Regions from separate parts of the Homo sapiens genome. Here regions 1 and 2 are each linked to region 3. The links are chromatin contacts, found by Hi-C or POLR2A ChIA-PET in ENCODE. All regions are on one chromosome and are shown on one strand. The core of a region is the stretch at or near the end of the contact, and the rest is flanking DNA. Distances in the headings are between cores, read along the strand shown. Region 1 overlaps ABCA4 (ATP binding cassette subfamily A member 4). Region 2 overlaps ABCA4 (ATP binding cassette subfamily A member 4). Region 3 holds the start of DNTTIP2 (deoxynucleotidyltransferase terminal interacting protein 2).

Evidence for each region. Hi-C counts contacts between places; a loop is a spot of excess contacts on that map. ChIA-PET counts read pairs that join two places held with the same protein, here RNA polymerase II (POLR2A). Pooled maps may share reads with other maps.
Region 1: a pooled map shows a loop between it and region 3 (5-fold over the local background). The contact joins the enhancer-like site here to the promoter of DNTTIP2 in region 3. A Hi-C loop is called at or near these places in 1 of 168 maps with a recorded cell type or tissue (gastrocnemius medialis) and 6 of 50 pooled maps. POLR2A ChIA-PET finds 5 or more read pairs at or near these places in 3 of 52 experiments (GM10248, PC-9 and activated T-cell).
Region 2: a loop to region 3 is called in a map of gastrocnemius medialis, with 5 times the contacts of the local background. The contact joins the enhancer-like site here to the promoter of DNTTIP2 in region 3. A Hi-C loop is called at or near these places in 1 of 168 maps with a recorded cell type or tissue (gastrocnemius medialis) and 5 of 50 pooled maps. POLR2A ChIA-PET finds 5 or more read pairs at or near these places in 3 of 52 experiments (PC-9, WTC11 and activated naive CD4-positive, alpha-beta T cell).

What each region holds. Positions count from the first base shown.
Region 1 is chr1:94,037,452-94,041,206 of GRCh38, reverse strand. ABCA4 (ATP binding cassette subfamily A member 4) reads left to right here. Exons shown (of 50, transcript NM_000350.3): 24 at 1,080-1,164. Among named protein-coding and RNA genes, the nearest start is that of ABCA4, 82 kb to the left of the region's middle. RefSeq lists an enhancer at 3,376-3,755. Within about 2 kb of position 1,250, at least 12 of the 41 ENCODE cell types and tissues checked have a DNase peak (open chromatin) inside an H3K27ac peak, as active enhancers do; they include gastrocnemius medialis, where a contact is called at or near this core.
Region 2 is chr1:94,016,064-94,019,255 of GRCh38, reverse strand. The region is part of intron 36 of ABCA4 (ATP binding cassette subfamily A member 4); the gene reads left to right. Among named protein-coding and RNA genes, the nearest start is that of ABCA4, 100 kb to the left of the region's middle. Within about 2 kb of position 1,620, at least 3 of the 41 ENCODE cell types and tissues checked have a DNase peak (open chromatin) inside an H3K27ac peak, as active enhancers do.
Region 3 is chr1:93,877,522-93,881,160 of GRCh38, reverse strand. DNTTIP2 (deoxynucleotidyltransferase terminal interacting protein 2) reads left to right here and starts at 1,955. Exons shown (of 7, transcript NM_014597.5): 1 at 1,955-2,084; 2 at 3,299-3,639. The coding sequence starts at 2,013. RefSeq lists enhancers at 1,133-1,948, 1,800-2,229.

The sequences.
Region 1 (3,755 bases), core at 1-2,500, 160 kb before region 3:
AGGTGTCTGCCCAGGGAAGGACCCTGGCCTGGGTGAGAAGGAGCACACAGCACGGGGCTGCCACTCCAGACATGGCTACTCACACAGGCTCTCGCCACCAGAATCAGTGTCTTTGTTCTGGGACCATTTGCAGAAGATTTCGATGAACACATTCTGAAGCCTCCTCCTACAGAGATGCTTTAGCCAAAATGAAACAACTAGCTTTAAATGGTCTGCAAGTATTACATGCCAGATTACACACCAGTTTGGTGCGGTTTGGTGCAACATAGAAGTGAGTGTCTTATTCTGTAAGGTTAGGCTGTTTTAAGAGCAATTGGTTGAGCTTCATTTCAACATTAATATTCCCTAATTAAACCTGAATTTCAGTGGTAAGTGAAAACTAAGAAGAGGCCTCCTTGGGTGCTATAACATAAAAATGATGAAGGCAAAAAGTACCAACCAGCAGAGACCACTTCAGCACATCAGGAGACCCAGTTTTATGTCTGTGCTGCGAAGTGAACAAACTGTGTCATCCTAGGCAAATTATTTAATTCCTCCTTTTTTTTAGTATTTTTTTCTTCTTCACATGGAACATGAAGCTAATGACCTCTGCTTCTATTTCTTAGGGATGTGAAGATAAGTGAGATAAAGTATTATAAATGTGCTCTGGGCTTCTTAAGAACAGGCATTGCTCACATTCAAATGGTCATGATTATGATATGGCAGCATTATTTATGCCTCTGGTTTAAGTGTCTGGCTGCCGCTGGGGTTTCCTATGTCCATCCACGGGGAGGGAGGCACAGAATGTCTCCCACAGGCAGAACCTACAGCTGCCACATAATTGATGACAAGCCAAAGGGACCCTTGGAGGTTCTGCTCCTCTCTGTGTGTGACTCACACACTCTCTAGGATAAAATCAAGCGACTACACCCTCAAAATGCTCAGATGAATTAACAGATTAAACAGTGAAGAAAAAAATGTGTTGACTACACTTGGCAGTGAGAAATAAATAAAGCGGGCGGTGACAGCAGCTGGCATCAGGGAGAGGCTGTCATGGAAGGGATGTGCATCTTGTCAGTCATCCCATCCATCTGTTGCAGGGGACCTGCAGCTGCTCGTCTAAGGGTTTCTCCACCACGTGTCCAGCCCACGTCGATGACCTAACTCCAGAACAAGTCCTGGATGGTAAGGACTGGACGGGCCATACTTGGGTTCCGTCTGGCAGCCATCTCCCAGTATTGCTGGGTGTGTCCTGTTGTGATGCATTTTAATGGGAGCAAAGAGAACACTGGGTACTTCTGCAGGTCACACAGTTGTTCTTTTGCTTTGAGCTTCTTTCTCCTCTTCCTTCTTCCTTCATTCCCAAAGGGATTTTAAAAGTCATGCACCTAAAGGCCCTCTCCCTTTAATGAGGAATACACTCTGTGCTCTTACCCTTAGTAAGCCATCATTCCTGGGGTCCCCCTGCCCTGGCTCCAGGCCACATTCCTTAGTGTCTGGGGAGAGCTTCTTCTACATGTGTGCCGTGGCGCCCTCTAGTGGAAGCATGGTGATGCACGGCTCTTCCAGTGAATTCGTGGAGTCAGAGATTGCACATGTGGATGGCAAGTCTGGAAATAGCATACACCCCTGTTATACTCCTGATTCTCCCCTCAGCTTCCCAATTTCCCAGTGATTCTCCCTTTAATTAGGATGCACTGAAGCTCTCAGGGGTGCCCCCATCTCCAAGGAGCTGCAGTGGAGAGGCTATCCCCTCTCTATGTGAGAGAATGTGTGAGAAGCGTATTCCCACACAGGAGCAAAACTAAACTTACGTACTGATGCAGGTTAATGAATGGGGAAAGTATCTGCTTATCAAAGAAAAGGCATATTTTTCTATTTAGCACAAACTTTTTCAAATGTTAAGAATTTACTAACTGAAATCTGGTGAAGCAAGAGAACCGGGCAATATTTGCGTTGTCTGATCATTACAACTGGAGGGAACATGCTCAGAGAGGCATCATCACTGTTCATGCACCTGCCCTCTCTTTACACTGAGAGACCCTGTGATGAACAGAAAACATCTTTTTAGGATGACATCTCTGGGTCTTTCTCCTAGCCTGCCTTGCTGTGGGTACCTATCTCCCTGCTCTCTGAACCTTGGTCAAGAAGTTTATATTTGTTTTAAATTGATACTAATATGTTAAGTTACTGTGATTTGCCAAAATCAGATTGGAAACAGGGCCTGCATGGCTGAATGATTCTTTTTTTTAAATTACTTTATTTCTAAATAAAGGTTTTCTTTGTATAGAATCGGGATGCTGTGAATGGTGGGAAATGCACTAAATAGTTATGCCCCAAATAAGAAAGGGAAAATCATTTGAATCCCCAGTTAGCTCCTTGAAAGTCTTTTCACTTAAACACACCCACATACCACACACACACTCACAGACCTCCCTCCCAGATGCCCAAAGCCCTGCTGACCTACAGAGCTACTTCTGGAAAGGCTGACACATGCCTAAGACACAATTCCTGGGAATCCAGCAGCTTTGGGTTCAATTTCCTTCCTAAAAGAACAATGAATATGACCCCTGGAGAGCTATTAGGGCAGAGCTGCTTCCTTAACGTAAAGGACTCTCCAGCCTCCGTATGAAGTCATCTCAGAGCTAAAGACAATCAAGTCCAACTTGCAGATTTGACATAAAGCAAGACTTCCAATCCGGCTAGGCAGAAGGATTTTGGTTGAAAACCATGAAATCCCTTCATATGGATCATTTTTTAAACAACAAAAAAAGAAAAGAACCTACTGGGTGTCCACAACTCTGAGAGCTGCTTTCTGAAGAGTCATGTTTTGAGTCCTGGAATCCCTCTCCCTTTGACCTGCCTCTCAAGACAATGTGCGAGAGAACTCTCTCTTCAAGTGCATGCAAGTGAGGTTTTCACAGTTAGATTTTTAATTTTAAAGTAATACACATTTGTACATAAAATTCAATTCTGACTGTATACATGTGTCAGATAAACAGTTGATACCTGACACTTGTTCACAGTCTATGATACGCACCGCATATCCTACCCTCTCCCCCAGCCTCTCTCCATGGCTTCTCAACCCCCCCTCTGCATTTCCTGTGACCTGAGGATTCAGTTTTGTTTGTGGAGGCAGGTGCAATCCCAAGAGAAACTGTGCAATCTTCTGAGAAGTTAGAGTAGGCATGTGTGTGTGATTTAGGGAAGGTACTTCTCACTCAGCTTGGTCACCGGTTCCAGGTTTGTGTCTTGGGCAAGTCCCCCATAGCTGGTGACAGACCAGAAAAATGAAAACAACTTTGACTTAGCCCTCAAGTTTTCAGTGAATGAGAATGAAAAACAACCATGAGTAAGAGATTTCTTACCGAGATGATGTAAAGGATAATAATAGCAGCCAGCACTCACCTATGTGCCAGGTATTTCTCTAACTGCTTTGTGTAGTTTGACTCATCCAGTCCTCAAAAACAACAATGAAGTGGATACCAGTATTTTCCCCTTTTCACAGATGAGGAAAGTCTAATGTGACCCACCCAACATAACATAGTTTGAGGGGACAGAGCATTTCGTTGAACAGAGGAGGAACTGGCACAGGAAAGTTGCATGACCCCCCCACCAACCTCCGCCCCCAGGTTGCACAGCTAGCTAGTCGGGAGGACTTTGCTTCCGTTTCCCTCTGCCTCTCAATGATGATCTCAGGGCCAACTAAGCTAAAAGCAGACTTGATGGAGCATCAGTCCTCTGAAAGAGTCACTGCCGAGATACAAAATACCTCT
Region 2 (3,192 bases), core at 371-2,870, 140 kb before region 3:
TGGCGCTGAGAAGGTAATATGAAGGGGTCTTTCACCCCAAGTCCCCTTCTCAAATCCTGCCCCACCTTCAAAAGGGTAAAGGTAAAACTTTCCCTGTGGTAGGGTCACCAGATAAATACAGGACACCCAGTTAAATTTAATTTCAGATGATGAATAATTTTTAGTATAAGCATATGCTACTTCAAATATTGCACAGGACATATCTACACTAAAAAAAAAAAAAAAAAAAAAAAAAACCTGGTTGTTTATCTGAAACTCAAATTTCACTAGGCATCCTAGATTTTTATTTGCCAAATCTGGCAACCCCAGCCAGTGGCCAAAATAATAAGACCTTCACTTATTAGATTAACCACCGCTACAGGGAAAAATGAAGAAAAAATATTTATTAAATCAATAGCACACTACCACCTTCCTGACAACCAAGGTTGGTGGGGGTAGGGAGGGGTCAGGATAGCGTACCCTATTACAGGCTGCAGGGTCAAAGGAATTGGTAGTAAAGGCCTAGTTATAATGTAACAGGGATCATTATGACATCAACCCCAATTTATTCTAGGTGTCTTGAGTAGTAAAATCTCAACATTTTAAGACCAACATGAGCCTCCATTTCATGTGATGATAAGATATACCAACTGATGGAGACCAACACAAATGACCTTCTCATCCATGGTTTTTTAAAATGATGGTGAATATTGGAATTCCTGAAGATATGATTTCTATCTTACTCAGCTTAGTAAGCAGCTATCACTTAACAATACAAAACCAGAGATTATCAGTAGCAACTAAATTATTTCCTCTCTCTTCTGTCTACACGAGGAAACACTCATAAATGCACGGGGAGGAGGTCAGAACCTGAAAGCCTTTCTTTGGATAAGAGCATCAACTGCAGGTACCACATTGGCCCTGTGATGCTAATATAAAAGGAGCTAGGCCCACCGGTACCGAAAAGTTACTTAGAAAAGTGCGGAGGCTTTTAATTTTACTTTTTTTAAAAGATAAGAAATAGAATTTACACACTTGGGGCTGGCCCACGTGTTTCTGTGTGTGTGTATGTGTGCACGCACGCGCGTGTGCGCTTACAGGGATCTCTGAGCCTATGGAGAGAGATGTAGCTAGGATAGAGTGGACATCTGAGGTGGGAGGTGATACTAGCTGGCAGTCCAATGAAGGGGTAGAAGATGGTAGGCATCATGTTAGCAGGCTTTCTGATGCTCCAGAATTTTAAAGCTGGCCTGGAATCTCACCTCCGCGATCCATCATTTTGGAACTTAGGACCACCATTAGCCAGTGGCAAAAAAAAAGTTGAATGAAGGAACAAACAATTATTGCTTATGTAATTCACTTAGCACATATATGATGTTTTAAATTCTTATATGTGTCATCTATTTTTCTTTACTTTAAAATTTTGCAACAGTTACAGACTTATGGAAAAGTCACAAGTACAGTTGAAACCTTTTTTTCTTAGTCATTTGAAAGTAACTTCTCAGCAAGATGCCCCTTCTCATTTATTTCTCTCTTCCTGTCTCTCTCTCTCACACCCCTCAGCACGTCCGATGTATACTTCCTACAAACGAGGATACACCCCATACAACCACAACACAAACTGTCAACATGAGGAAACCAGCACTGATGTGTCATCACCACCTAATCCTCACACCCCACTCCTCTTTCGCCCATTGCCCCAGTGATGTCTTTCAGAAAAAAGGATCTAGCTCAGAATCATGCATGACATTTGATTGTGCTGTTTCTTTAGTCTCGTTCAGCCTGGAAGAGTTCCACAGTCTTTTGTTAACACTCATGGTCTTGACACTTTGAGGACTGCAGGCTGGTTATTTTGCAGAATGTCCCTTGGTCTGAGCTTGTCTGAGGTTTCCTCTTGCCCAGGTTGAGGGTGTGCATCTTGGCAGCAGTATCAGCAAACAGATGCTGTGTTCTCACTGCATCCTATCAGGTGGCTTCTGATTTCAATTTGCTCTGTTACTGATGATGTTCAATTCGGTCACTTAAGAAGGTGTCTGCTGAGCTTCTTCACTGTAAAATTACTCTTTTCCCCTTTATAATAAATACAAATTTCAGGTAGAGGCACTTCAAAGATATATAAATATCCTATTCATTATACAATTTTCCATTTATTCATCCATTTATTTATCTCTGTATGCAGTCATGGTTCATGTGTTAATCAATGGACTATGATCCAAGACTATCATTATTTATTTTGATATTCACATTATCCCCACTGTGGTCAGTGGGGGGCCGTTGAAGCTGGCTTCTGTATCGTCTTGACTTGGGTCCTCATGCCCCTGGACCTCCTCCATGCTCAATGGCACAGCAAGATATTCCAGGCTCATCCTTCCATTATCCCCATTCCTACCCTCTCCCCAAGAAGCCCTGGTTCCTGCCAGTGGGAAGTGGCCCTCAGAAGCCAAGGTCTGAGTGCTAGATATGTTCATTGCCTCTGGAGCACCATTGGTCCCAGGCCTTCTCAGTGATAGAACTAGGGAAGATATGGATGTACACACACAGGTATGCACACACCTCTATCTATAGTTCTCTATCTACCTATACAGTGAACACTATGAGCTCTCCAAAACCAACTCCACAGGGCTCATTCTAGTTTTTTTTCTTTCCACATCTGTAACTCCCTTCTCCAACAGTGAGACGCTGGCTTCTCTCACTCCCAACTCATTTATCTACCGGACCTATACACCTGAACAGTGCCCAACTCTGCCACCATCCCCTCCCCATGTGGATGCCGTCCTCTCCCTGCTCCAGCTGCCTCTGCTGCATGCAGGTCCTCCTCGTTCTGCTCTGGCTCTGATACCCTGCACCAGATCAGCCTCCTGTAAGGATATCTTTCTCATCCCGTTGAGGCCTCCACACCCCACGGCAGGTTGCCCCCTGAGGAAGCCCGTCTCTGGTTCTTGCCCTGCTCCTGATCACCATGGCTCCTCCCCTAACCCCACTGTTGCCGTCCCCTTTCTGTGCCCAGTATAGTGGCTGTAGGACTAAATTGTTTAAAAAGGGTATCATTATTTATTTGAGCTTTGTGAAGCCAAGAACTAGGCTTTAAGTTTTTCTGAATTCTGAAGACATGCTTAGAAAGAAGAATCAACAAAACTTTATGACCAAATAGAAAGAGTGAGAGACCAGGCAGAATTTTGTAATTGATCCTTTCAAAAGATACAAACTAAAGGT
Region 3 (3,639 bases), core at 706-3,205:
TACTATTATGATTGATGCTGTTGTTCTTTGATGCTTTGATCTCCACAACCTACATCCAATTGGTTCACTTTCCTTCTACACGATTTGTCTCCTCCTCAAATCTAACCTTTCTCTTCTGTTCATCTTCTTACATAGTCTCACTGCTACTTGGCCCTACTAAAATTTATTTTTGCTTCTTACCACATTTGCCACAAATGTTGATATAAACCATTTCCATTCTTCTGAGATGTATCACCTACTTACAGAGGTTATTATCTACCCAAAATCTTCTCTTCTTCACTCCACTTGAACATACTTGCATTCACATTCTCCTCTCTGTTTCAGATATCAACTCTTTCCTCCTGGCTCAAAGGAAGGTGCATTCTTTTCTGACTACACCCACATCTCTGTTTATTATCCAGTTCAGTTAGCATTAGGCTCGGCTGCAAATAGAAAAATCCTTAATTAACAGTGGCTTTTAACAAGGTGTTTCCATCAGGTGAAAAATCTAGAAGGCGGCTCTTGAGGGCTCATAGGGCAGCTCCACAAGTTGATTTTTCCATCTCACTGCTATGCCATCTCTAAAGCATGCCTTCATCCTTATGGCACAAACTTGCCGCCTGAAAACCAGCGAACCCAACTTTCCAGGAAGTAAAATGCACTTTAAAAGATCAGGAGGGCTGGGCGAGGTCGTTTAGGCCTATAATCCCAGCACTGTAATCCCAGCACTTTGAGAGGCCGAGGCGGGTGAATCACCTGAAGGCAGGAGTTCAAGACCAGCCTGCCCAACATGGTGAAACCCCGTCTCTACTAAAAATACAAAAAAAAAATTAGCCAGGAATGGTGGCGGGCGCCTGTAATCTCAGCTACTCAGGAGGCTGAAGCAGGAGAATCGCTTGAACCCGGGAGGCGGAGGTTGCAGTGACCCAAGATTGCGCCATTGCACTCCACCCTGGGCGACAGAGCAAGACTCCGTCTCCAAAAAAAAAAGTCAGGGACGGCCTCCTCTCTTTTAGATGCCGTCCCTAAAGACATGCACACAATTTATACCTAATTGGCTAAAACGTAGTCACATAGCCACATTTGGCTGCAAGAGAGACTATAAAATAAGCTATTTTAAGCTGGGAAGCAGTGTGTCCATCGACACAGTGTTCTGTGACTTTAAATAAAAAATTGGTTTTCTGTCATGAAGTAGAGACTAGGTTTGGTGAGGCACTCATTCATCCTTTCTCACCTCCAACAATAATTTGCGTTTACTTATTTTTTCAACCCCTTCCCATCCCCTCAAACATAGTTCTCTACCTTTTATCTCAAAAGATAACCAAAGAAACCTCTTGATTCTGGTCATACTCTTCCTTTCACTGTGACAATAACAACAACAACAACAACAACAAAACCTTATTCTTCTCCTTTACAATTTCTTTAACGTTTTTTTCTTTTCTGCTATTCCCAATCCCTAAACACCATCTCACGTTTAGATTATACAGCTTTCCACTTCGTCTCCCAGTTCCTGCGAGCACCTTATATCCCTTTTACCCCAACCAAGTCCTTAAATTTTATTTATAGTTAGCGTCACAATACACGAGTAAATATTGTCTTTCTTTAAAAAGCACAAATATCTCAAACTTCTCCCTTGGACATACCAATGGCTACATTAAGCTCTTTAGAACGTAGAAATGAAAGAACGCCTCCCGGGTTCAAACGATTCTACTAAACAAATGAAAGAACGAATGGCATGTAAGTGCGTTTTTACAATTCATGTGAACGGGTACGCTAAGACCCTCTGTCACTGCGGGCTTCGCCGCCCCGATGAAGGTCTTTCCCAGCAAAAATCTGGCTTGCCTTCTACAGCTCTGAAATGCACACTTAAACCCAGGCCCTTTGTCTCTGACCGCCCTGGCCTGAACTGGCTGGGCGGAGATTCTCGCGAATTCTCGGATCTGCGCGGAAAACGCGCTCGAGGCAGTTCTCTGACGCATTTCCGGAGCGCCAGGGAAGAGGGAAGTCGTGGTGGTCGCGAGGGAGCCGGAAAGATGGTGGTTACCAGATCTGCACGGGCTAAGGCCAGCATCCAAGCCGCGTCGGCTGAAAGTTCCGGGCAAAAGGTAGGAAATCCAGTCTTCCCTACTTCTCGCCGCTTCGCAGAGCCGCGCTCAGGCAGGCGGGGCGGCGCAAGGGTCCGGTTAAGGGTGAGGACCTGCCGACAGAGAGGACCCGAGCTTGCCGCGCGCTTGGGTCTCCCAGGCCCCGTGCTAAGCCTGTCACGGAAACTGTTTAGCCTTCACCACTGTCTCTTAAGGCAATTTTTAGTATGGAAGAGAGGTTAGATAACTTTATTTGGGTCGTTCAACTCCTTAATGCAGAAGCACAGTTCGAACTTTTAAACCTTACTGTTAACACGGTACCAAGGAGGGTTAATTTCGGCCACCATGCACAAGCCCCATTTAGGGGGGCTGGAAAAAAAGCTTCGTTTTCACGTGGGGAGGCTGGCAGCTGTCCAGCATCACCTCCTTAAGGCGTGAGGAGGGCTGTGGTGTCGTCGCCTGGTGACTCTTAGTGGCGTTAGTCGGCTGTCTCATTCTGACTCAGCGATGCAGGGAACGGAGCGGCGGCGATTTTTTCCTGTACGTAAAGGTAAGGGCGGCGACTGATTCCATCAGTGTGTTCCTAAACACATCGGTGTTCAGAGTTAATATTCCCTTTCTCCCCTCTTCTATAGGTGGGTCAGAATGTTGGTCTACCCATTATATTTGACTTTAAACAGAAAAATTTTAATCGTTCTGCTTCTGAAGTTACATCTAGGAAGGATGAGGCTAGTGAAGTAAATGCAGGGTTGGCTCCAGTGTTTAAATTTTGATTTTTTTGTTTGTTTGTTTTTGATTCGGAGTCTTGCTCTGTCGCCCAGGCTAGAGTGCAGTGGCGCAGCCTCGGCTCACTGCAACTTCTGCCTCCCGGATTCCAACAATTCTTCTGCCTCAGGCTCCTGAGTAGTTGGGATTACAGGTGCGCACCAACACGCCCCGCTAATTTTTTTACTTTGAGTAGAGATGGGGTTTCACTATGTTGGCCAAGCTGTCTCGAACTCCTGACCTCGTGATCCACCTGCCTCGGCCTCCCAGAGTGCTGGGATTACAGCCGTAAGCCACCGCGCCCGGCCAAATTTTGATTTTTTAAAAATCATGAGTTGGGCAGGTTTTTTTGTTTTTTGTTTTAAAGGTAATCTTGTTTACTGGGTTTTAGCTTTTGGGGTCAGTATTTCATTTGCTTTGCCCTTGTTCCAGCCCTACCTAAATTACAGTGTGTTTTCTCTGGTTTGCAGAGTTTTGCTGCTAATGGGATTCAAGCGCATCCAGAAAGTAGTACTGGATCTGATGCCCGAACTACTGCTGAATCACAGACCACTGGGAAGCAAAGTTTAATCCCTAGAACTCCTAAAGCTAGAAAGAGGAAGAGCAGAACTACAGGCTCACTACCAAAGGGGACTGAACCATCTACGGATGGAGAAACCTCTGAGGCAGAGTCAAATTATTCTGTGTCTGAGCACCATGATACCATTTTAAGGGTAACTAGGAGAAGGCAGATCTTAATTGCATGCTCCCCAGTGTCCAGTGTTAGGAAAAAGCCGAAAGTAACTCCAACAAAGGAGTCTTACACTGAAGA